Regions from separate parts of the Mus musculus genome. Here regions 1 and 2 are each linked to region 3. The links are chromatin loops, found by intact Hi-C in ENCODE. Cell type or tissue: left cerebral cortex. All regions are shown on one strand. Each heading gives the region's core, and the rest is flanking DNA. Links, peaks and the distances in the headings are about the cores only.

The links. A loop is a pair of places that touch in the nucleus more often than their neighbours do. Peaks named below come from ENCODE experiments on the same cell type or tissue, not always from the same donor. Only the 100,000 strongest peaks of a DNase experiment are listed, where the experiment ranks them.
Region 1: it touches region 3 in a loop (4-fold over the local background); 3 of 42 quality-filtered maps call a loop at or near these places.
Region 2: it touches region 3 in a loop (9-fold over the local background); 8 of 42 quality-filtered maps call a loop at or near these places.

The regions. Positions count from the first base shown.
Region 1 is chr2:96,332,850-96,340,765 of GRCm38, reverse strand. All of the region lies in intron 1 of Lrrc4c (leucine rich repeat containing 4C), which reads right to left. Among named protein-coding and RNA genes, the nearest start is that of Lrrc4c, 19 kb to the right of the region's middle. In left cerebral cortex, for the core only: a CTCF peak has its summit at 3,217 (motif pointing left); DNase peaks (open chromatin) are centred at 3,213 and 5,984; H3K27ac peaks cover 850 bases.
Region 2 is chr2:96,581,617-96,589,532 of GRCm38, reverse strand. The region is part of intron 2 of Lrrc4c (leucine rich repeat containing 4C); the gene reads right to left. Among named protein-coding and RNA genes, the nearest start is that of Lrrc4c, 270 kb to the right of the region's middle. In left cerebral cortex, for the core only: CTCF peaks have their summits at 3,702 and 5,434 (motif pointing right); DNase peaks (open chromatin) are centred at 2,502, 3,070 and 3,668; H3K4me3 peaks cover 311 bases; H3K27ac peaks cover 2,199 bases.
Region 3 is chr2:97,462,094-97,470,009 of GRCm38, reverse strand. Lrrc4c (leucine rich repeat containing 4C) reads right to left here. Exons shown (of 9, transcript NM_001363047.1): 6 at 1,590-1,870. Among named protein-coding and RNA genes, the nearest start is that of Gm22313, 230 kb to the right of the region's middle. In left cerebral cortex, for the core only: a CTCF peak has its summit at 3,694 (motif pointing left); DNase peaks (open chromatin) are centred at 2,629, 2,771, 3,630, 4,064 and 2 more places; H3K4me3 peaks cover 2,983 bases; H3K27ac peaks cover 2,968 bases.

The sequences.
Region 1 (7,916 bases), core at 1,114-6,113, 1.1 Mb after region 3:
AGCCTAAGGAATTAAATAATCCTCACAGCCCATAAAGCTGAAATTCATGCAGCACTGAGTACCGCAGGGAAGAATGTGAACAATGCGCACAGAACCAGGCGGTCTTATAGGGACACCACTGATGTTCAGTACATCTTTTACTTTATTAAGCCATGAACATCTTTCATGTAATTGGGTGGTCCAAGTAGAAGAGGAAAATGTATGCAAATAGAAAATTGCATGATCAGATAGGACTCTGGGACAAAGGTTTTGTGAAGTTACCTGGCATCAGTACAGCTTGAAGCAAAGCCTAGAAATCCTGATGAGTCTCTGATTTGTAGGAACAATGAATATGTGCTTGAGCTGTTATCCTGTAGCCCAAGTTCAGGGCATCGCTGCGGCACTTGAGAAATGTAACGAGAGTGTAGGTACAGTAATGAGGAAGCAGAAAGTTTTAATAAGCCTCTCAAATGAGGTATAGAGAGGAAATACATACATGCATACATACATACATACATACATACATACATACATACATACATATTATATATTGTACTACATGTATACACATACACACACATACTTATACATATACACATGCACATATTTGGCTATAAAAATGAAATTACATCACAGAAATGAAAAAAAGATGCAAATAAAAATTGTCTCACTAAATAAATAATTCAGACTTGACTTGAAAATATGTACCTCACATGTTTTGCTTTGTTTGTAATTGGATATTTTCTTTGTTTACATTCCAAATGTTATCACCTTTCCCTGTTTCCCTACCTCCCAGAACACCCTTTCACATCCTCCCTCCCCCTGCTTCTATGAGGGTGTTCCCTCATTGAGGTGTTGCAAACCCCTTCAACTCCTTCAGTCCCTTCTCTAACTCCTCTATTAGGGACCCCATGCACAGTCCAATGGTTGGCTGCTAACACATGCCTCTGTGTTTGTAAGGCTCTGGCAGGGCCTCTCAGGAGACAGCCATACCAGGCTCCTTTCAGCATGCACTTCTTGGTATCCACAATAGTGTCTGGGTTTGTGGAATTTATTTATAAATTATATAAAGATACTTAAGTATTTTTTGTATATTTGACAGAAAGAAAGAAGCAGTTTTCTAGGCAATGAATGAAAGTAATAGAAGAGGGAACTTAAGCATAGAAGGGAAATAGCCATGAGGAGATCTGTAAATGTCCTTATGAGTTCTTGCACTATTTGTCATGGTTAAACATGAATAATAAGAAATAAAATGTTGCAACTAAAAAACTCTTCTGATTTACCTAACATTCTGAAGGCAACAGACCTAAGAAATCAAAAGGCCTCTTGAGAGTTTCGATGGAAGAAAAAGGGAGGCTTAAAGTAATGGTACTGTTACTCTGGCTAAACTGGCCAATGACGATGTTTAGGAAATATGCAGTGAGAGAGAATCAATCACACCAAATAAAGCAACCCCAGTACCATTCAAAAATTTCCTAAGAAGCTAGTGATCCAGGGAGCGCCGAGCTAAACTCTCTGGGTTCAAGTCTGATTTTCTAGATACTAACAAGTTTTTTAACCTTTCTGTGCCTCAGATCCCAGCAACGGTAATAAGGTTGGATGTGAAGAGTAAATGATTTATTTATTGCAAAGGTCAAAGAACAGCAGCTGGTATATAAAAGGCACTTAATAAATGCAAGCTATTGTTTTAAAGATACAGTCCCTTATAATTTACAACTCATAGTAAGATCTGTAATTGTTAGTTATTATCACCCATTTTTAAACCACTCAGAATTGAAAATGCCATGCTTCTCTGTTTCTTCTTTGATTCTCGGAAATAACATGAGCTAGTAAACCTTTGTAGGCATTTTTTTGTCACATTCAAGTGGCTAAAAAGTAAATTCAGACAGCTGAGTGCCAATTCCTTACAGCTATTGTTCTTGCCCTCAGGAAATAACTGCACCTCAGTTTAAGGAGATCAGCATGATCTACTGAACTACTGACCAAATACACTGGAAGTGACTGTTAAAAATCACAACAAACAGCCAGTGTTGTATCCTCTTATCCATTGGGAGTCTGTAACCATTTGAGATGGATGGAAATTGAGTTCAATTTTGTTTTACTCTTTGTAGAAAGAATATAATTATGACTTAATTCCAAAATGTTTACAGATAGTCTGAGTACAGCACTATTTTCTAAAAATTATGATTTTCATGTGAGTGCAAATCATTAAGAACATTTACTTACTCTTTCCTCTCAACTTGTTTTTACATGACTACTACCATATGTATGATTCATATAAAGCAAAGATAGAAGCTGGTGGATACTGTCAGAGTTTAAGGATCTATTCTCATGCTTTCCTTGGCTGATCTGAAAATGTATTGTCATACACATAGGCATTGCTTAATAATGTTAAGAGCAAACAAAATTATTTTTAAAATTTAAATATCTCCATTCATAACAATTCTAAGTATGAAATCATATTAATTGATTTGTACTTTAATAACAATTTATCTTAACCTTCCTTTTTACATTTCTACTGTGCAAGTGGATTGTTCTCTCATCCGGTAACATTCCAACAAAAGCATTTCCTAATAACTTGTGATGTAGGCTGCTTTGTAAGCATTAAGTTAAAAACAAACAGTTTCCAATATAGGCTCTTGGTCTTTACTCAGGTAAAGTTACATTTGAGAGAGAAAATAGAAAAAAATAAATAAAAGAATGAAAATGTGAGAAAGGACTATGAAGAACAACAGGTCCCCAAACCAAGGGACATTGGGGAAGCTGTGTCCAGAGATCTTAGAACAATTCTACCCATAGTTACCATGCCTCATTTTGAACACTAAGCATCATCTCTTATTTTCATGTGCATATTCTGATAGATTGTTTCTATATCTCTCTCTCTCTCTCTCTCTCTCTCTCTCTCTCTCTCTCTCTCTCTCTCTCTCTGTGTGTGTGTGTGTGTGTGTGTGTGTGTGTGTAAGTATATGCATATTCACTTGTACAAGACCAATTGAAATGGAACTTTCACACTCACAGATTCTCCTGGGTACGGATGAACCTAAGTGTTTATATTAAGTTGCACAATCATATAAACATAGTCAAACAGCGTGTCTAGAGCCACCTACTTAGGTTATTGTAGAGAAGGCTTACTGTAGCAATGGTATCTGGGGTTTGGGGATTGCAGTGAGGTTCATCTTCACTGAAGTGGTTGACCATGTGTCTGATTTGGCCTAGCATGTGATCACAGAGACATCTAGTGGTCAGCTTCAGGAGAACATTATACAAAAAATAATACAGAAGAGTCCTTTCCACAGAGGCTCTAGTCCATGAAGTGGTACCCAGTGAGAAAAGATGGGTTGAAATGATCTATCTTGATTAAGTGGTATGATTCTTTTGTTCAGGCAGTTGGCAAACTTTGGGAGGAAAAAAAAGTAATAATTTTTTTAAAAATGTTAAGAAGTTATATTAGGTATGTTTTCAGTATTTTTGATCTACTGAAAAGAAGGCGATCTGAAGTGCTGACCATTGCCAAGAGGACTCCTCATCAAAATTTCTCATTTCATAAATGACAACATTAAGCATAAAAACTTTAGTATATGGTTTCCAATAACATTTTCTTAAAAGGTGACATAGTGTATTGCTCTACCAGGTCTTTTTTCTATTGTGATAGAACACATTGACCAAAGCAACTTGTGGAGATTGTCTCATGCTACAGGTGCATCAGCTACGGAACTCAGGGCAGAAACCTGGGATCAGGAACAAAAGCATAGGCTATAAAGGAATGCTGCTTGCTAACTTGCTCCTCATAGCTTGTTCAGTTTGTTTTCTTATACAACTCAGGACCACCTGCCCAGGGGTGGCAAGACATACAAATGGCTAGACAATTCCACATCAAATATTAATGAAGAAAATGCCCTGCAGACTTGACTACAGTCCAGTCTTATGGAGGCATTTTCTCAGTTAAACTTCCCTCTTCCAGGGAATGTGTAAATGTGTGTCAAATTGACAAAAACCAATCAGGACACTTATTCACACTGTGGAATGAAACTGATGACAGGAGTGAGCCAGAGAAACACTTGATGGAATATTTAAAGCAACATTTTTCTTTTAAGCAGGGCATAGAAGTATAATACACTTATAGTCTCAGTTACTCGGGAGGGGGGGGGGCTAGGCTTAAGGAGGGAAATAGCTGGGTCCTATGTTTTTGTAAGAAAAGAAAAAGAATGGCATTATAACAGGGGTGCTACTCTCGTAGAGCTGTAGCAACATCAGACATGACCTGACTTTTAATTAATAAAATGGGACTGTTACATCAAAGTTCCAAGAAAACACATGGCTTGGAAGCTAACCTAAAACAATTTTAAAAACAGTTTACAAAATAGACAAAGAAATAAAGATAAAAGCAAAGAAAACGTGGGGGGAAATACACACTGAAGACACACATGCACTCGTCCTATCCCCACCCAAACACAGGCACATAAACAGATACACTCCTCTCCATCCCTTATAAAATGCTGTCCCCATGGCCAATGTTATGCAGATGAGGTTTAAAATTAAATCCTTTTGCTTCATTGCAATCTCATTCCAAAATACAGAAAGCAAATCCAGAACGGAGACCTTTTTAGTCTCTGTGATGGAGGAGGGGTAAATAAATAAACCCTACTATCTGCATGATGTACTTCAAAGCATCGTAGTATTCTGTGTCCCACTCAACCTGGACATTTCATAAGTAGTGGGACATATCAGCTGTTTCTTAGGATGTTATATAAGTGGTTGAAGGGATGGTTATATTGTATCTCCAACTCTCCAATATATATCCCGATAGTTTAATAATACCAATAATAAATATCCTGATATGACCAAATAATGCCACAATTTCTCAATGACAGCATTAAGGTAAATGTTTAGAGAGTAACAAAAGGTAAAAAGTAAATGTTATGAAAATCAGTGAATTTGGGAAATTATACCCTGAAATTACTTAATAGAAATTATTTAATTATGAATTCTATATCCATTTATTATTTAATAATTTGAAGTACAAGTTTTAGGGGGAAATGTTACCCTCAATCATGTGTAACCTTTTTTCTCTCTTGAAATGCTGTCACTCTGATTTCTCTGTAATTTCCATGATAGGTTTAGATTAAAACCACTGATTTTGAAAGAAGAAAAATAATTTGAATTGTAAATCTGGCTTTTATGTATTTTTTTAATTGTTCTTAGTATCCCATAATTCTACATGTTTAGATCCTCATTTAAAAGCAGACCCATTCCATGTGTTACCCTTGCCATTGAATGTACTAAATAAATGGCTGATGAATGGCCTTTAAGAGAGTTTCTCTGCATGGGTTATCATAGGTCCACCGTGGTTATTCAATAATAACCCATGGGCCTGTAACTGTCTTTGCTCTTATCCTATAAATGTACATTCACAAGCCTCTTCTCTCATCCCAGATTGCTCAGTGAGCATATCAAGACTCACAAGTTATTGTTACAGAATATCTCATCAATCTCCTCCATTGTGGGAGACGTCTTACCTGAAGAAAGCAGAATTCCCACTGCTGTTGGGAATAAAGAAAATGCATAAGGAATGGAAGTCAGTTTAATAGACTTCTCTGAGGATTTTACTTTCAAAGGAAATCAATGAGACTAAAGATCTTCACTGCCTCCTACATTTATGTAAGACCACCTCTGATTTTAAGTAATATATATATATATAAAACATAGGGGAGGAGTCCATGATCATGAGTTATATAAATATAAGACTTCATTATTATTCTGATGTGCCGAAAGGCATTCTTACCATCTATGTCCTGGTAGTTCCTATTCTAAGGAGATTGGAAAGATCATTCATCCTGAGGAAGTTAGACTTCCTGCTTGGAAAGGACACAAGGGAATTTCTGCAGCCGGTATTAAAGGAAGGATGTGGGGCAGCTTGAAGACTGCAGATCTGCTCAGCTGCGGCTCAGTGAGCAGCTGCTAATGCAGCATTCATATCATGCTGGCTCAGCTAAGAATACTCTTTCTATTCTTGCCTGCTCTTTGTTTTGTTTTGTTTTGTTTTGAGGCTGAGGTGTTAGGAAAAGAAGCAGTATCTGAATGCATTTCATAGCCATCCTGCATTCTATAAACCACTGGATCCTCTCAGCCACCCTCAGCAATGCAGAGGCTACCTGGTCTTCCCGGAGAGCTGCTGGTGTCTGAAAAGACTCTGGAAATTAAAAGTCCACAGGGTTTGTGTTCTTGGGTGTTCATTCAGACTCAGCTATTGATGCTGCCCCTTAGTACAATGTCAATTACTAAAAGTAATGGAGAGCATATCGAACTAAAAAATGTTTTGATCTAATATAATATGTTTGCATACTGGTTGTTGTACATGCAATACAACATGTGTATTTGAACAATATCAACATGTCCCTACAATCATATTTTATGAAAATGTGAATGCTGTTACCAGGGACAAATGGTCACATATTCCACTATTAAAGAGAGTGAGCAGACCTCTAAGAGTATGATAAGAGGTTGGTTTCCCAACTTGAATTTGTAATTCAACTGTGATTAAAGCATCCAGTTGCATGCTTTCCATGCCTCATTTAAGATGAGTAAATACCCCAAACCTGTATTCCTAAGGGACTTCTGTCATAAAGCAAGATTTCATTTGTATACACTCGTGTATGAATCATGTGAGTGTTGACTAATAAGCACATTCCCATCCACAGTACAACTGTTATTTAAGTCGCTGTTGACACATAGCTTTCATGGGGCAGTATTAATTTGCTAAGTCTTAACTGATGTTCCATGAAAGAGTCTTCCATAGTTGAATAAATTTGAAAAACATTGAATTGGATCAAAGTAAACCTAGATGTTTCACAGAAGACTTCCAAAATTCTTCAAATATTATTCTTTGCATACTATTTGAAAGAAAGAAAAATTAGTATGAGACATTTTACAGGCCTATGTGATCCAACAAGATCTTATTCCTTGGATATATGGTTGCCTTTGATTTTTGAAGTATATTAGATGCTTTTTCATGGCAATTGTGTAAGATATATATATACATAATTTTAAAGAAGCCAAGACAGGGAGGCCCCGTTGTATATTTCTTTTTATTATAGTTCTTTTAGCCGGTCTGCAATTCCTATTGCTTTTAAATCATTCAAGAAAACAAGCAAGCAAACAAACAAACAAACTAGAATTTACTGTTAAACCAAAAAAGAACCAGGGAAGAAAATTGTTATTAAAGAAGTCAGAAGCTCCACAAACGTCATTTGAACCCTTCTTCATCCATGCCAGACCCTGACTTTGACCCTTGAAAGGCAGCTAAAAGGCTGAAACCAACCCCGACTAATCTTCCGTGTTTAATCAGCGCAACTCCTGGCAATGAAGTTATTTTTATCCTTTTAGTTGTTATGCAGCTTATCTCAATTTTAAATTGTCAGAACTTCTTCACAAAGACATACACCCAACCATGGAGAAGCAGCTTGGGTAAAGAAATTCAACTCGACAAAGTCTCATAGCAGCAATAAGTTCTCAGAACTTGGTTTAAAACAGCAGAAAGTCTTTTACAGAAATGAGTCACCAGCTTTCACTGCCTGATGTACAGAAATCTTATATGTGGCCATAATCATCATGGCGAGCCTATTTTATAACACTAGCTTCTACTTCTGAAGCTCAGCCAGTGGGATGCAGGCTATAAAATTCTACTTCTTCAAATCACTTTCCCATGCACAGCACAACCCAGCTCCAAACGATCTCTTCCAGTGTTTCCCATAAGTGGAGTAGAAAACACTTCGCTTACTTTAAGACTTCCAAGAATTAGTATCTTTGAAATGTGGTTTCAATGTGTAGTGTTTAAGAGGAGGAAGATCCAATCGCGAATACCTTTCCTATAATGTCTTTCTATTTGACAACCCAATGAATCTGATAAATCCCCAAACCTGATGAAATGTGTACAGATA
Region 2 (7,916 bases), core at 1,114-6,113, 880 kb after region 3:
TAAGAAGTGGACTCTTGGTCAAAAGCAAGAAAAGTCGTATATAACAGTTCCGGTTTTCTGGAACAGGAAGTTGATACTGCACCTTCATCAAGTCCTAGTGTTGTAGTAAATAAAGTAAAGCCTTTTGCTGTTGTCTGACAGTGAAATAAGCCTGGGATGTCTACACACAGAAGCGTCCTTCATGGGCACAACATAAGACAACACTATTTTAGAAAATAAGCTTTTTAGCAGATAAAGCTCAGATTCGGATCTTTCTATTTCTAAAAGGCCCCTAAAGGAGTGGATCTTGATACCTATCCTGACATTCGGGAGGGCAGCCTTATCATTTTATTGGGCTCTGCAATCTGACTGGTGCTGTGCTAAATAAATAAATAACTGTCAGGAAATAACAAGAAAGGAAAATCTACCTGCCTGTCCTCTATGTCATTGCGCTTCGTTCTTGAGAGAATTTGCAGGTGTGAAATTATTTTTCAGCAAGTAGCTGAGCACTGAACAGCACCTGTTTGAAGGAGACCGGAAAAGCCTCCCTAAACTCTTTTCCAGCAAAACCAAAACTGAGATAGGGATCGCTTTCTTTTGATTCCCATAGGATGCCTTTGCATCATAAACAGATATTCCTTCTGACTCATACACCTAGGAAGTGCTGGATGCCACCCAGCTGTCCGTTGTTTGCTTAGTATCTTTCAAGGCACTGCCCCTCAAGACAGACGATGACACACATGTTTTTTAACAGGAACACTCAGGAGGTTTTAGAGGTGTATTATCATGTATAGAGGAAAATAACAACATAAACATTGCAGGTTAGTGGGTAAGCAAATAATCGACAATCAATGCAAATAAACATCTCATCTAAGTGCCGATTGACCAGGAAGTGTTTAGCATCCATAAACTGATATCAGTGGCAGTAAAAATCTACCCACTCTATCACAACTCGCTACCATCACCTTCATCTTGAACTCAATACCAAACACTAACATATCTCACTGAGACTGGAGTAGAAACTTTATGGGTATAAAACAGATATATGGCATTTAATGTACTCCTTATTTTAAAGACCATCATAATTTGATGATATGCTCTTGGATCCCAACATTTAAATAATAACAGATAATTTTGGGAAGGAACAATTCCACAGAATTTTGAAACAATAAAGTTATATTATTTTATGTCTTATTTCTTAGCTATTGTTTGACCTTAACCATCAAATATTTGCAAGTTTTACATGTATAAATTGTTTATAACTTTATTTAAACAATAGTGTGTTACAACCTATGATTTTTATGAATAAGCATTGCAGGTACTAAGCCTGAAAGAATAATTCTGGTATAATATCATCTTTTCAGGAAGTGAGAAGTCAGAAAGTATTTAAATATCTATTATTTCTGTTATTAAAAACAAGACTTTTCAGTACTTAGGAAAAAATGTCAATAAACTAGAGTTGGATCTAAAGAGCAGTTATTTCAAGGAGGTGGTGACATGCAGGTTTGAGAAGCTAAGAACAAATTCAAGTCTATAAAAAGGAAGCATAACACCTAGGTTCCCTGTGTACGATAACACTTAGAAAAAGCAAGTGGCAAAGAGAAGGTGTGAGTGAGAAGCCTGGGATGCAAAAGCAGCACCCACCAGTGGTCTTGGGAAAAGAGAATTTCCGCGGGGGCATTTCACTAAATACACGAGCTGCGTGAGTATTAGTGGTGAGCAAGCTTTTATTAATATACAGGAAGACTCCGAAATAATGCAGAGATCATTACGGAGCTCAGATGTTACAGGATTATAAAGGGAAAGCCGGTCTCTTGGATATTCTACATTCACTGGAAAATTGAAAAGACTGAAGAAAAAAAGACTCTAAAACTTGGTTTTAACTGTTTTAGTGATTTCATCTCCAGTCACTCTTTCTTTTCCTTAAAAAAAAAAAAAAAAAAGCTAGTGGGCATGTGTAATGAAGAATTTACCATTAATAACTCATCATGCTCAATAATTGTTGCATGAGCGTGGGTTTTATGTCCTTTCATGGCTCTAATCATGTAATGCTATATTATTTTAAAACATACTTTTAATTATGTATGTGTGGGTGTTAATTTATACATATGAATATGTGTGTGGTGAGGCCCACACATGTCACAGGTGTCAGATGCCCTCTGATCCATAGTTGTAAGTGGTTGTGAGATGCCTGGTTCTAGGACAAGAATCCAGATCCTCTGAAAAGCAATATATGCTCTTATTCTCTGAGCTCTCTCTCCATACTCTCTATATTATTGATTTTTACAGTAATATAAAAGATGACTACTTTATTTACCATGTATTCTAAAACTGAGTGATTTCTTACAAGCAGTGGGAGAAAAGATAGTTGCTCTTGGATTTGTTCAGTAGTTCAATTTCATCTTCAAAAGCCTCTGGTATTTCCATAGACTCCACATGCTCAGCTTTACACAACATTTTTGCTAACCATCAGATCGTGGGTGTGCTGTCCTGGCACATATGGCATAATACCTCAAATCAGGAATTATCTGTATATTTAAATGTTTCTTTCTTAAACTTGGACCATAAAGCGTTAGCCTTCCTCGTGTCTCTTTGCCTAGAACTGTATTATATATCAATGCATGGTATTGAACTGACTTAATGAAGAGCTGGTGATTGTACTCACCACAGAGAGAGCTGAGCTGTGCTAACATGATCAAAATGGGCTGAGAAAGGCTCTCAGTGACGAGTAGTTTTGGTCATAAAATAATTCCACTTCTAGATTACAGATTTACAAGGCAATTAAATGGAGCAAAAGTTGATATGAAGATGCAAAGATGGATAAGACCGTGTAGGCTATATTAATTAGCTTAGATTTTATTGTGAACCTTTTGGATATTTCTTCTGTATACAATTTTGATTGCTGCCTGTGCTAGAGTAATTCCGTCAGATTATTTAACATAATGGTCAAATTCTTTAATTTTACATCTTCTCTTCCTACACAGCTCCATCCTTTGCCTATAATACCCCAGCCATGCTAACCTTCCTATAAGGAATTGTTCCAGTGACATTCTACAAGAGATCCAAGCACTGCAGTTTTGCATTAGTGGTATTTCCTCTATGCAAACAAGGGCACCAAGCTTATGGTTTACTCTGTCTCAGAATCAAGACCTTAACTATAAAGTTACTTCTTAATTTACAGTTTCTAGGGAGATTTTATAAAATTTATGTATTCTTTCTTACTCAAGTGATATACTCATTTTAAAGATGTAAAGATGAATGAATCAAACCTTTACTACATGCTCAAAATTACATAGTGAGTCTGCACCTCCTTGCTTTCGGTGCTTTTTATCTCTACTGAAGGTTACAGGGCCTAAGCAAACCTAGTTGTCAACTTGCATGTAAACTCTAAGTGTTTCGTGACAGAGAATGAAGAAGGTTCTGGGGGATACTGACAAAAAGAATCTGCCCACAAATGCTGACCCCCTTTAAATTGTATTTCTCCTCTTCAAAACTCCCTTCCTGTGAGGCTCATGCTGGGGTGAAAAGTTTAAATGCTGTAAACACCCATGAGACAAAAAAGAAAGGTTCCAAAGATTTGACATATGCAGTGTAAAAGTCTCTATTTAAGGAAGCAGCACGGTGGCAGAAAGGAACAGAGAGGTTGTCTGTTCTCACTTAAAGCCAGTCAGAGCCTGCAAGTTCCCAAAACCAGTCCCAACCTGACACCTAGTGGTGACTGAAGAATTAACCCTTCAAGTCCTGCTGGCGTTATTGAGTCTCCAAGTTCATCCTCGGTGATTCCAATTGCGTTTTTGGAAAGGAGTTCATTAATTTCACAGGGAAAATCAATTACACACAAAAGCTCCTTACAGGAAAGTGCTAACTCCATAGTTTTGAAGATGCTACCCAACCTCGTTTCCACAGCCCTCATGTGTAAATTGTTTCTTCCTCGGAATCTATGAAGAATGTTCTCCACCCTCATCTAACATCAGCCTATTTACAAATTCAAAGATCTGAAGCCCTTCCCTTCCTCTTCTAAATAATAATTTTGCATCTTTAATAAGTGCGATAAACCATCTCAGGAGATTATATTACTCTGAAAGATTTTGGCACTGGCAAAATTTCACAAAAAAGTTAATTATTCAGAAGTGTTTATTTAAAAAAAACGCTGATTTCTTTAGCTTTTATGTATTACGTGGGTTTTCTTTTTTCACTATTGCTTAGGTTTTTCTCTGTACCCCAAAATAATCAAACACACACATAAGCACATGCATATATATGTATATGTATAAGTCCACACACCCTGAGAAAAACAATCAAGTTTTTATATTCAGCCTGGTAGGAGCCTTTCCAGACAAGTTTTTCAGCAACACATTCTTATTCCCTTCCTTGGAAATAGTTCTTGTCCTACTTGACACATTAACTTTTTACTGAGTATAGATTATTTAAATACTCTCTGTCTCCTTAATAATCATGTAGTCATCATATATAAGTTGGTGAATGGATGGAGAGATTTAAAATCCTGTGTTTAAAAATGAAGTGATGTCAAAAATGATTATGCAGATATTGGATTAACCTTTTCTGTCTATAAAAAAAAATTAAAAGAATTGCAGAAATGTTTTGACTTTCCAACTCTAAATTTCCATTCCTATAACACTAGTTCTACTTCATCAATTAATTAGAAAAAGAATTCAGTTGCCCTCCCCCAAGTTTACCTATGCACCTTAGAGAAATTTGCACTCTCTGTATAATTAATTCCATTCTTCCTTCTACCAAGTTTTGAAAATGAGCTTCTAAAATTGCCATTTTATGATTAAGGCAAGTGACATTCTGTGAGTTGTTAATCATATAACTGGGAATCCTAAAGCTATGGGAACGTGCTTTCAGCCATGGTGGTAATCTTTACAGGAATGTCTCTGAAGCTGGAGAAAGATGAAGTGGAAATTCCATGCAATAGTGAGGCTATGCCAGTGCCTGGCAAATACAGAAGTGAATGCTCACAGTCATCTATTGGATGAAACACAGGGCCACCAATGGAGGAGCTAGAGAAAGTACCTGAGGAGCTGAAGGGTTCTGCAACCCTATAGGAGGAAAAACAATATGAACTAACCAGTACCCCCAGAGCTCATTTCTCTAGATGCACATGTAGCAGAAGATGGCCTAGTCGGCCATTAATGGGAGGAGAGGCCCTTGGTCTTGCGAAGATTATATGCCCTAGTACAGGGGAATGCCAGGGCCAGGAAGCAGGAGTGGGTTGGTTGGGGAGCAGGGTGGGGGGAGGGTATAGGGGACTTTCAGGATAGTATTTGAAATGTAAATGAAGAAAATATCTAATAAAAAAGAAAAGAAGCTATAAAAGAGAGATCTACTTAATATTAAAGTGATTGTCTAGGAAACGCGTATATGTGCAAAAATTCAACTAACACAGGGTTGATAAGATATAGGAGCTGCATTTGTGTAATGCCTGATCAGTAGAGGGCAGTGCATTGCAATTGTGCTCTTCTTTTTGATTTCCTGGGCTGTAGCCATCATGGAGGATCTATTGCTTCAAAGACCCCTTAAACTCACTTCATTCTCAGTGGTTCACTATTCCTTTTGCTTTATTTTCCATGAAGATGGAATTTACATAGAAATGTGGATAATGAAAATAAGGGGTCCATGGCCCTTACCTTTCATCCTAAATATGGCATCGTTTTGATGACCCATTACCAAAAATTCTACCATGATATAGAACATACATCCTATAGTTTTTGAAAATCTCACTTTAGGAACTAAGTGGAAGGCAGTTGCTTTGGTCATAACATTCCAACACCGGCAAAGTTAGATGCAGAATTATAATTACAACCCTGGAATCTTGCTGAGAGATGCACAAAAAGCCCCTTTGAAGGTATTGGCTTTAGATAAGTAGCATTAAAAATTAAAGTGGAAGTCTTTACTTTGATAAATGCAAATAGTTCTATATTCAACAGGCCAGACAAAGAAAGCCAATGCACATAAAGGGATGACTACTGATCAAGCGGATGCTATCACTATACAACATAATATGCCAGGTTGCCTTGTGACATGATTGGGTAAATTTATATGCCAAATTTAACCTCTATTGTTTCAGCTTCCCCATCCACTGCATTAAGCATTCAAGGTACCAATGTTTATGTTGGCTAATATTTATTACAATGATACCTGTAATAAAGTTAGCCATCAAAGGGCTAGTGCCAATATAGCCGATGACATATCTGTGTACACAATATTCCCAGTTGGTAATGCTTGCCCTTCAAGACAACCTGTGGGAGGATGTCATGTGAAGAAATCACTGACAGGAAGAAGGCATTTGCCAGGCATGCCATTCCCACTCTGGATGTGAAACTGCCACGCACAATTGTTATATCAGGATGAGGCTTCACATTCCTCGTTCGTTGAGATGATAGGATGACAAAATTAAATAGGACTTCGTCATATCATGTTTTTGAGTGTCCAGCTGGTGGAGGCAGAAAAAGCAATTTCAGTAAGACAACGGCTGCCACTGAGAACAGATTTTGGAAGAAAGTATTCTCCAGGCCTTCTAGAAATAGATAGGCTGTGATGCAGATGACCAGGAACTACGATTATCCTCCTATCTATTTTATTTTTGAAGGAAAAAAGACATGATGCAAGGTAGAGGTGTTCCTGGTAAATGCCAGCCTGGTTAACCAGCTTGCCAAAACAAGTGTTGGTTTAGACTTGTTACAATCTCGTGTTTTCAACACTTAACCCCAGGGAGACAGAGTGACTATGGCAGAAAGTATTTGATACCAGAATCCTTAACTAAGCAGCTTCCAGCAGCTATGCACAGACCCAACTAACAATCCAAGAGTTGACTGTCAGAAGCAAGACCTGAAAAGACACACACTTCCTCTTCTGAATGGTGGCAGTTCTCAGACTCCTGGCTTCAGAAGACTTGACAGTGATTCTTTTCTTTCCTCATGGAATCCAGATTCCACAGTGAATGGCATTCTCCACATGTCAGTGAAACATGTCTACACAGACCTCCATCTTCTGGCTTAATTTCTCTTAGTGGTGCAAAAAGTATACTAAAAACCTTTTATGTTGTAAGAGGATCTCTCTCTTGCCTTATTCGTTTCTTCATATTATGTCACTGAACACCTACTGTGTGTTACATACTGTGAAAGATAATATGAACAATTCAGGAAATACTTACACCTTTAAGTGTCAGACAAGAGAAACAATGTATAAGTAAAGATCCAGATAAACATGATGTCTGTAAAGTTTGAAAAGTCATGTGAGAGGTGTGAGAGAATGTAGATTAGCCTGGAGAATTGTCCACTTTAGATGACATGATGGAAAATGATATTTCTGTATGTCCTTGAGGAGAGGCACGCTAGGAGAAATAACTCTTCCTGGGTTTTATGGAAATGAGTATTGTGTGTAAACATATACAAAGGACCTGATCAAGCTCAAAGTTTCAAAAGCATAAACAAAAACAAAAACAAAAAACAAAAAGAAAAGAAACAGTTCAGTATGCTCAGAATTCACTCATGATTGGAGCAGAGCAAACAAAGGAAGGGTGACTTTTGATAAGATGGGAGATTGGGCTATTCAGAGTCTGTATAGGAACAAATAGACCACCCTTTTAGGATTGGCACTTATTTTTGACATGGTAGAATGTCAATGAACATATTACACAGGGAAGTCTCCTACTTCAATGTATACTTTACTTGGAAAATTGTGTGGAAAATGAGTTATTGTACAGATAAGACTGGCAACATTGAGAACAATTGGGAAGCTGCGAAAGTGTTCACGGTGAGAGATGATGTTGACAGTAAATGTTGACATCACTCAAACGTTATTCTGTGTAAAAAAAAAGGAGATATTGTATTTTCCTAACTTTATCTATGAATTAACAAAGCTGTCAATCCTTGTTCCTTAAACTTATATATCTTCTAAATAATGGCCAGGAT
Region 3 (7,916 bases), core at 1,090-6,089:
GCCAGAGTTTTGTGAACCATGAGACAGACAGAGAGAGGATAAGAGGGAGAGAGGATAAGAGGGAGAGGGGATAAGAGGGAGAGGGGAGGGGAGGGGAGGGGAGGGGAGGGGAGGGGAGGGGAGGGGAGGAGAGGAGAGGAGAGGAGAGGAGAGGAGAGGAGAGGAGAGGAGAGGAGAGGAGAGGAGAGGAGAGGAGAGGAGAGGAGAGGAGAGGAGAGGGATGTTGGCACTTAGAAATCTTGTTGTCTACACTGACAGAAGTTTACTTCATCATCTCTAGATCACTGTGCCTTTCTCTCCCAAATAAAAATGGCAGCTGTGAGCCTCATATATGTGCCAGATTTCTTCCTAGTTTGGATTCAAAACTTGTCTGCTTCTCTGAGGCTTGTGTGAGTCATCTGTCTCAGACTTGTTTGGTCATTAACCAAGGAATTATGGTTTCTCTCCTGGCCTCAGTTTCTTCTTTGCTTAGCCTGTGTGATATAGTTCTAAAGTTACCTGACAGTTCATGGTTCTAATCGAAGCCTCCAGAGAGAGGTGGGTGTCATAGGTGGGGGTGAAAGCATTTCTGTATCGCAGACAAGCTCTAAGACTCTGACAGAGGTGGAGGAGGGGGAGGTGATCCTGTAGGTCCCAGCCTCTCAAATCACATGCAACATTCTCTTTTATTTAATTATTATTTACTTTTGTTTGTTGGTTTGTTTGTCTTCATTGACTTCTTTCTTTCAAAGCAAACTTGGTCCATGATAAGCTTTGGTACTCAACACACAAATTGTTCTTTGGTATTCCTTTCTAAGTTACCGCAGGACGGTAAATGTCTGCCTTTTCTCTCAAAAGCTGTATCTTAGTGGTGTTTGGAGGGTTCCTCACAAAGCCTATGCTAAATATTCAGGTCCTTTACAATCTGAGTGCCACTTCTCTGAAAACCAAGGGAGTCTGAAGTTACAAGGGGTGGGGTGAATGGGTCCTCCTTGTTTCAGTCACAGTTTCATCACTGAAGCCCCCAGGGATGCAAAGACCACATTTAGACAAGGGAGTGCAGGAAGCGCTCTACCACTTCCTCTGCCACCGCACAATTCCCTGTTATGAATTAGCCAGAAGCCATCCTTCACCTGCTTGAGTATCTTAGTTTTGTGTTAATACTTCTGTTGATCTGCAGTGTCGGGTTGGATAATGAAATTTAAATTGGGCCCCTTCGATTTCCAATAGCCAACATTTGTGCTGCTAACTCTGGGGTTTCCTGGTAACTTAAATGCATTCTAGAGTGTCAATCACTAGCATCCGCACCCCACACTGCAGCAGCTTTCATGGAGAGCTTTTTTTTTCTTTCCTTCTTCTCCATACTGAACACTTGCAAAGGCATTTGCGTAGAATGCAGACAACCTGCATCATTATAGCAGTCCAGCTTATCAGTGAGCACAGCTTGATGGAACAACTGCGTGGGCCACCCTGTCCCTCATTTTCTTGTTCCCAATAGCCGGGTCCTTGAAAAAACCACAGTGAGGGGGGAGGGGGAAAGAAAGAGAACCAGAACACTAAATTAATGAACAATTTCTGCCCTGATAAATAAGAAAATTAGGATCACTCACTGTATTTCAGCACAGCTACATCCCGAGGGAAATCCAGGTGGTTAAGAACAAGAAAGAATGCACGGTCTTGACACCAAAAGAAAACGAGAAAGAAAACACACAAAAAAGGAGGTTGGTGAAGAAAAAAAAATCCAACTGCAATTATCCTTCAATTTTAGTCAACACGGGCACTGATCCAAGGGTCCTCTGCTGATTTCTTTCCCAATCAATGCTTCCTTCTTCCACGGTCAACTTTTCTTCAGTGGGATTTCTTTGCAGATGTATTATTAATTTCCTCTCCTCTTGTGGGAAATTCCAAAAGAAAAAAAAATATATATATATCAGGTCTTTACTTTTCTAAAAAAAGCCCCAAACTTTTCATTCCAAAAATATCTCCTTGGCGTACTTTCTCTTTTACAGAGAAAAATGAGCACACTTTTTCTTTGTGGATCCTCAGTTCTTCATTTCCAAACATCCTTGGGGGAGGGGGACAGCTATTTTATGATTATTTATGTCAGAATACACCAAACCCCGCAGGTCTGACATCAGCTTATTTCATTTTTCCCCCCAATGCTCTCCGTGTGGCCATATACACATTTATGTTACGATCCAGGTCTCACAAGAAAAAGCTTCATTCTTTCTTCTCTCTGGCACCATCACCTTATCCTCTGCGTTCTGCTCCAAGAGAGAGCTGCGTCCCGTATCCTTCATTTTAGCAAGGCACCCAAAAGCCACCTCCTCCGGGGGTTAAAAAAAAGGAAAGAAAAAAAAAAAGAAAAAGAAAAGGAAAAAAAGAAAGAAAAGAAAAGAAAGAAAGAAAGAAGAACAAAAAAGTCTTGTCTTTACATCCTCGATTCCTTTCCCCAGCTTTCCCTTCGGAGAATTTAGGGATCAACTGCCCCCACCGGCTACCCTTCCGGCCGGCCCCTTCGTCAAAGATCTGATTAGATTTCTCATCACAACCCAGTGCGCAATTGGATTTTTGATTTCAGCCACCCAGCCACCTTCCCCCCTCGCCCCTCCAAACTCCCTGTTAGATCCCGTCGCCTTCCCTCCACCGCCTCTGCGATTTCATAATCTCACGTTAAATGGAGTGCGGGGGGCAGGGGCGGGGGAGGGGGCGGAGGTAGAGGAGGAAAATTTCAAGGCTCCGTCAGCTGTCAAGAACAAACCCGTTCCGCCCCCGGTCAGCTACTTTTTTTTTTTTTTTTTAAGGCTCTGGGTGGCTTTCACTGGGTCCCCTCCCCCACTCCCAGCACTGGGTACAGGTCCTCCAGGTATAGCTGAACTGGGCGATCAGGGCAGGGATCACCGGAGAGACGCTCGATGCGGTCCCTCGCCAGCGGCCCCTGCCAGCACTGGTGTCCCCTTCTCCATCATCCAGCAGTAGATCTCGAGTCCCCAAGGTTGTGGAAGTTCAGGCTAGGCTTTTATTTCAAGCAGGGAAAACAAAGTGAAGGGGCTGACGTGGTGTTAGGTAATTTTAAAAAGGAAAAAAAAATATTCAAAAAATATATTTAAAGAAAAAAGGGGGGGGGGTAACGAAACAGGAATGAAGAGGGTTAAAAAAAATTCTCTAATCACTGGCTCCTCTCATCCTTCTGGAATGAAACTGCAGCTTTGATCTCATTTCCAGCTGCGTTGGGGACGGTCTGGAGCCACAAGTTGATTCCTCTGTGCGCAGCCGTTCCCGACGCCCGCTGGTCCTCCTGGAGGAGATTCGTCCTCGGGCGCGCAGCTGCTCTGCGCCGGTCTCAGTGCCATAGTCCCGGCTCCCCTTCCATCCACTTCGCGGTGAACTCTCTCCCTCTCCTCTCTCTTCTCTCTTCCCAGATAAATGAAAGCGCTCACTGAGCGGTTGGCAGCGTCTGCCAGTCTAGACTTTCCACCAATGCCAGGTCCTGTTACTTAGGGTCCTGACTCCCCAAAGCGTTCCAGGACTGCAGTCCCTTCCCCTCCTCTGGCCCTCTTTCTTGCCCCTTTCCCTTTCCCTTTCTCCGCTAGAGATCAGTAAAATACAATTACCCAATTACCTCCCATCATCTTAGCAGTGATTGGTCAATTGCATTAACACTTGAAGTCAGGGAAAAAGGGATTGGAACCACTGAGGTGTAGCACTGCTGCCACCTGGAGGGGAGAGTCGGAAAAACGCCGTTTTAAAGCAGCCCCTCAGCGTCCGAGGCTTGTAATCAGAAAAAGCAATTCAGGCTGTGTGGGAGTTGTCAATTTTATTTTTATTTTTTATTTTTTTTAAAGCTTGCTGGTTTTCATCCCGAAAGCTGAGAGTTTTAAGGTACAAAAGAGAATATATTGAAATCAATTCACCACTTGATTTAAAAATTATCAACAAACACTAAGCTTTTCCTTTCAGATTGATGGTAGGAGCCTCTCTGGGAAGTCCAGCACGCTGGTCCCAAGGTAGGGATTAAGACTGCTCTCCTTTGGAGAATTGGTTTTTCAGGAGGAATCCAGGGTAGGTCAGGAGCTGCCAGGGAGGGAAAGCTTGGGGGAGCAGGGTAATCTCTCCAGGAGGAAACAAGTGTAAAGGCTAGATAGGAGCCTTCAGTCTAGGCAGTGTTGCAGTAAATTGGCCTGTTCAGTTTGTACAAGACATTCGGGACAGCTTGACAACTCAATTCCAGCATCCCTCGCTCCTGAATGTGGGCTTTTCCATCACCCCGTGTTAGAAGAGCACTTGGCAAATTTCACCTCTACTGCCTTTCCTAAGAAGCGGGGACCATAGAACAATGATAAAATAGTTACATATTTTGACATTTTTCTCTGGTATATAATTATCACAAAACTCTTTCCATTAGCTACAGTCAGTCATTTTTAAGTCTCCCAAGCATATTTGAGATATGAGGTCAAATGAAATTTAAAGTGATGATTATAAATATTAGCGACTGTGCCTGTTGAAAGTGAAGGTAAATAAATATTTTTGTTTCATTTCTCCTAGGGCCTTTTTTTATGGTGTATTTGGTCATCTGATTTGTGTGTGTGTGTGTGTGTGTGTGTGTGTGTGTGTGTGTGTGTGTGTGTGTTTGTGGTTTTGTTTTATAACATTCCAAATATCAGATACCACTCTTGGCTCAAACAGAGTGTGCAAATGTTTAAAAAAAATTATGGCTGGGAAATAAGATAAGAGCTTTTGTGTTACTACAGGGATATCAAAGGCCTATCCAAGTTCATGACAAATGTTCTTTTCCCTTTTATATTATATGCAAACCCCTATATATTTAGTTCTTTGGAGTTCAAAAATGTATATCTATACATTTCTTTGAAGGCGAAGGAGAAGCGGTAATATGGATTTCAGATGTCATCACCTGCAAGGGAAAATACCCTCGTCGCAGATTCAGCTTCATTTGCTTATGGTTTCTCAATAGGTTTGTGAGAGCATTGATGTAGTTGTTACACATGTACAATGTGAATTTGTGAAGGAGTTAATGCTTTTATATTTAAAAAGATGTTACATGGCCTGATTCACAAACACTAGTAAGCCACTGGTTATAACGTCAGTTTGTGTTGGTCAAGCATCATTTACTCACTGGGGAAACATTGGAAAATTCTTTCCCTAGATGCTCTGGATGGGTTCAGAGAAGTTGCCCCCCCCCCATTTTTAAAAGTAAATTGAAAGGTATTAGGAATTCTTTTTAGGGAAATAGACAGCATAGGGAAGATCAACAGTATGGTAATTCAAACCGAGGTATACCAGCTGTTACTAGACACCTTTATCACCCTTCAGAGTTAAGTATTCTCTTGAGTGACATAAAAGGAAGGAATGATGCTAAGTAGAGAATCAAGGAAGATGTCCTAGTTCTGCTTAGTGTCTCATTGCCTATCTACAGTACCAAAGTTGCCTATTTGCTCTACACGACACTGAACTGGTCATCTGATATTCATATTTGCATTCATAGTCAATTATTAATCACGCTTCTGTATGATGTTTTGCAGCCTCTTTTATGCATCACTTTATTTAATATTCAAACAGCTGAACGATTTTGAAGGCAGGCAAAGTGAAATGTCATGATATACTTGGTAAATGACAGCCAAATATTGAACCCAGATCCAGTCAATTTCACTTCTTCTAATTTCCCATGAATTCAAGTTTCCGGTCACACAGAGAGCAGCCTGTCATATAGAAAACAGTCATGAACACACTGGCTCTTATTATCAGTGTGGTTCCCCGGAGGAGAGTTTGTAGTTCTGTAGAGATGGCACTGTTTTATACTGCTGGGTGGTCTTCGTTAAAGTGAACCGAAATAAAGACTCAGCAAGGGAACGCTCCTAAAAGCACACATGCAAACTTAGTTGAGACACACAAGTGTTTATATATAAATCCATCAGGGATGTCAGTTATGCTTAATAGATACATGGGTTTAAGATCCTTCATAAGCTGTCTTTTAGAAGAAATAATTGCTTAGTAAATAAGGCCTTCCATCCTCATGCTTCCAGCGCATCAGCTGTTCTGTTCAAAGCCCTGTCTAGAAATGAAGGTCACTGCAGTGAGACAACTTGGGCAGAGGGAAGGTGATGTCCCCAAGGTGGTTTTTCTTCTATAGATACACAGAAGTCCACATTTTGATCTTCTGATGTTAAGATCAAATAAACTTGTCATATTATTTCTCTCTGGGTTGGTGACTCTGAGCTGGTATAATCTTTAGCAAACAGCAGGGGACAGCATCTTGTAATCAGAAACACAAACCAGTAAATAGCATGAATTCAGTAACTTTGTTTAAAAATAAAGAAAATAAAAAGACTGTGTATATCATGTTGCTCACTAGATTTAAGGAGTGATTTTCCACAACTATAGGCAATTTTGTCAGTGCACAGTATATATTTTTAGGTCTAAGTCATTATTTTATGGAACAAAACCTGAGAGTTCTCTCTTTTAGTCTCAAATATATTATAAACAGAGAATAATCATATCAAGCTTGCCTCTGTAATTCACACAAGCTGATATAAATTAAGCCTATTAAATTAACTTAAAATTTACTTTAATATTAAATGCTATATTGTTATGGTCATATGTGCTGTTAGGCAATATAACACAGACAGTGCCTCAGGACCAGAAGGCATCTCAACAAGCGTATATTCTTAGATTCTAGTAATACAGATGAGGATACTAAAGTGCAAGTATATATGAAGACAGCTGTTTATTTCCAATACATTCCTTTGATGATGGAAACTCCAAAATGCAGCATTTACCCCATCTAGATTTACTGCTTGTTCTCTCTTGGATTTTAATATTTGTCTCAGTTTTTTATCTTGCCTGTACAGTCCAGTGTACATTCCCATGTTACAGTCATTTGATGCATCCCAACAAAGAGGGGATTTAATAATCTCCTATTACTGCCTGTCATTATGGAAGACATCACTAATTCCCATTCACCCCATCTACCTGGCAATGTGAAAATATCTCCTTTAGCTGTCTTTCCTCATCTTTATGGACCTGACTGGGGTTGCTTGATAGGCTCCTGCTACTCTTGTTGTTTGTTTGTTTGTTTATTATACTTCTCTTTAGTATTAGTTTGGGAATGGAAAAGCAAATGAGAAAGAATGAAGAAGGGAATGATAAAGGGAAAAAATCAGACCACAGTGTCTGATACTTTGCTACTTAATATATCCTTATTGATTTGATAAATGAACTGCCCACTTGTTTGAATGAAAAAAATCAATAGATAGTTCTACTAATTTAATGATAATTCATGGAACTAGGGTGGTGCCTTAGTCAGCAAAGTGCATGCTGCAGAATTTCTAGTACCTGAATGTCATCTCCATGAAAAGCACTGTGTACTCATCTCTAATCCCAGAACTGGGAAGACAGAGATAAGAAATCTCTGGAGCTCTCTGAGTGGCCACTATGGTCAAGTTAGTGAACTAAGGTTCAGTGAGAATCAATGTCTAACAAAACAAGTGAGAAAGAGACCGATAAAGACACTTCTTGCATCTCTTTATGTATGCAGATATGTACATGTATGCTCATATGAATACACATCCAACACACACAAATGTTATAAGTTATTATATAATGTTACAAGAATATTGAAACAAGGTAGGTGGAAAGACCTGAAGGCAAGAAGGGACCATTAGCATCCTTTAAGAGAGATACGTTCATTTAAAAATATGGATTATTTTTTTAAAAGAAAATTTACTGTGAAGCCAACTGAATTTAATTTCTTCACCCTGATATTCAATGATTATTAGATATTGCATAATATTCTCCATAGAAAGTTACTCTTTACAAAAAAAAAGTATGTAAAGTAAGGACATTAGTGAAGAAGTTGTGTTCATGAGAGGAGTTCTCATCATTTAAAATATGTTGGGTACCATGACAAATGATTAGAGTGA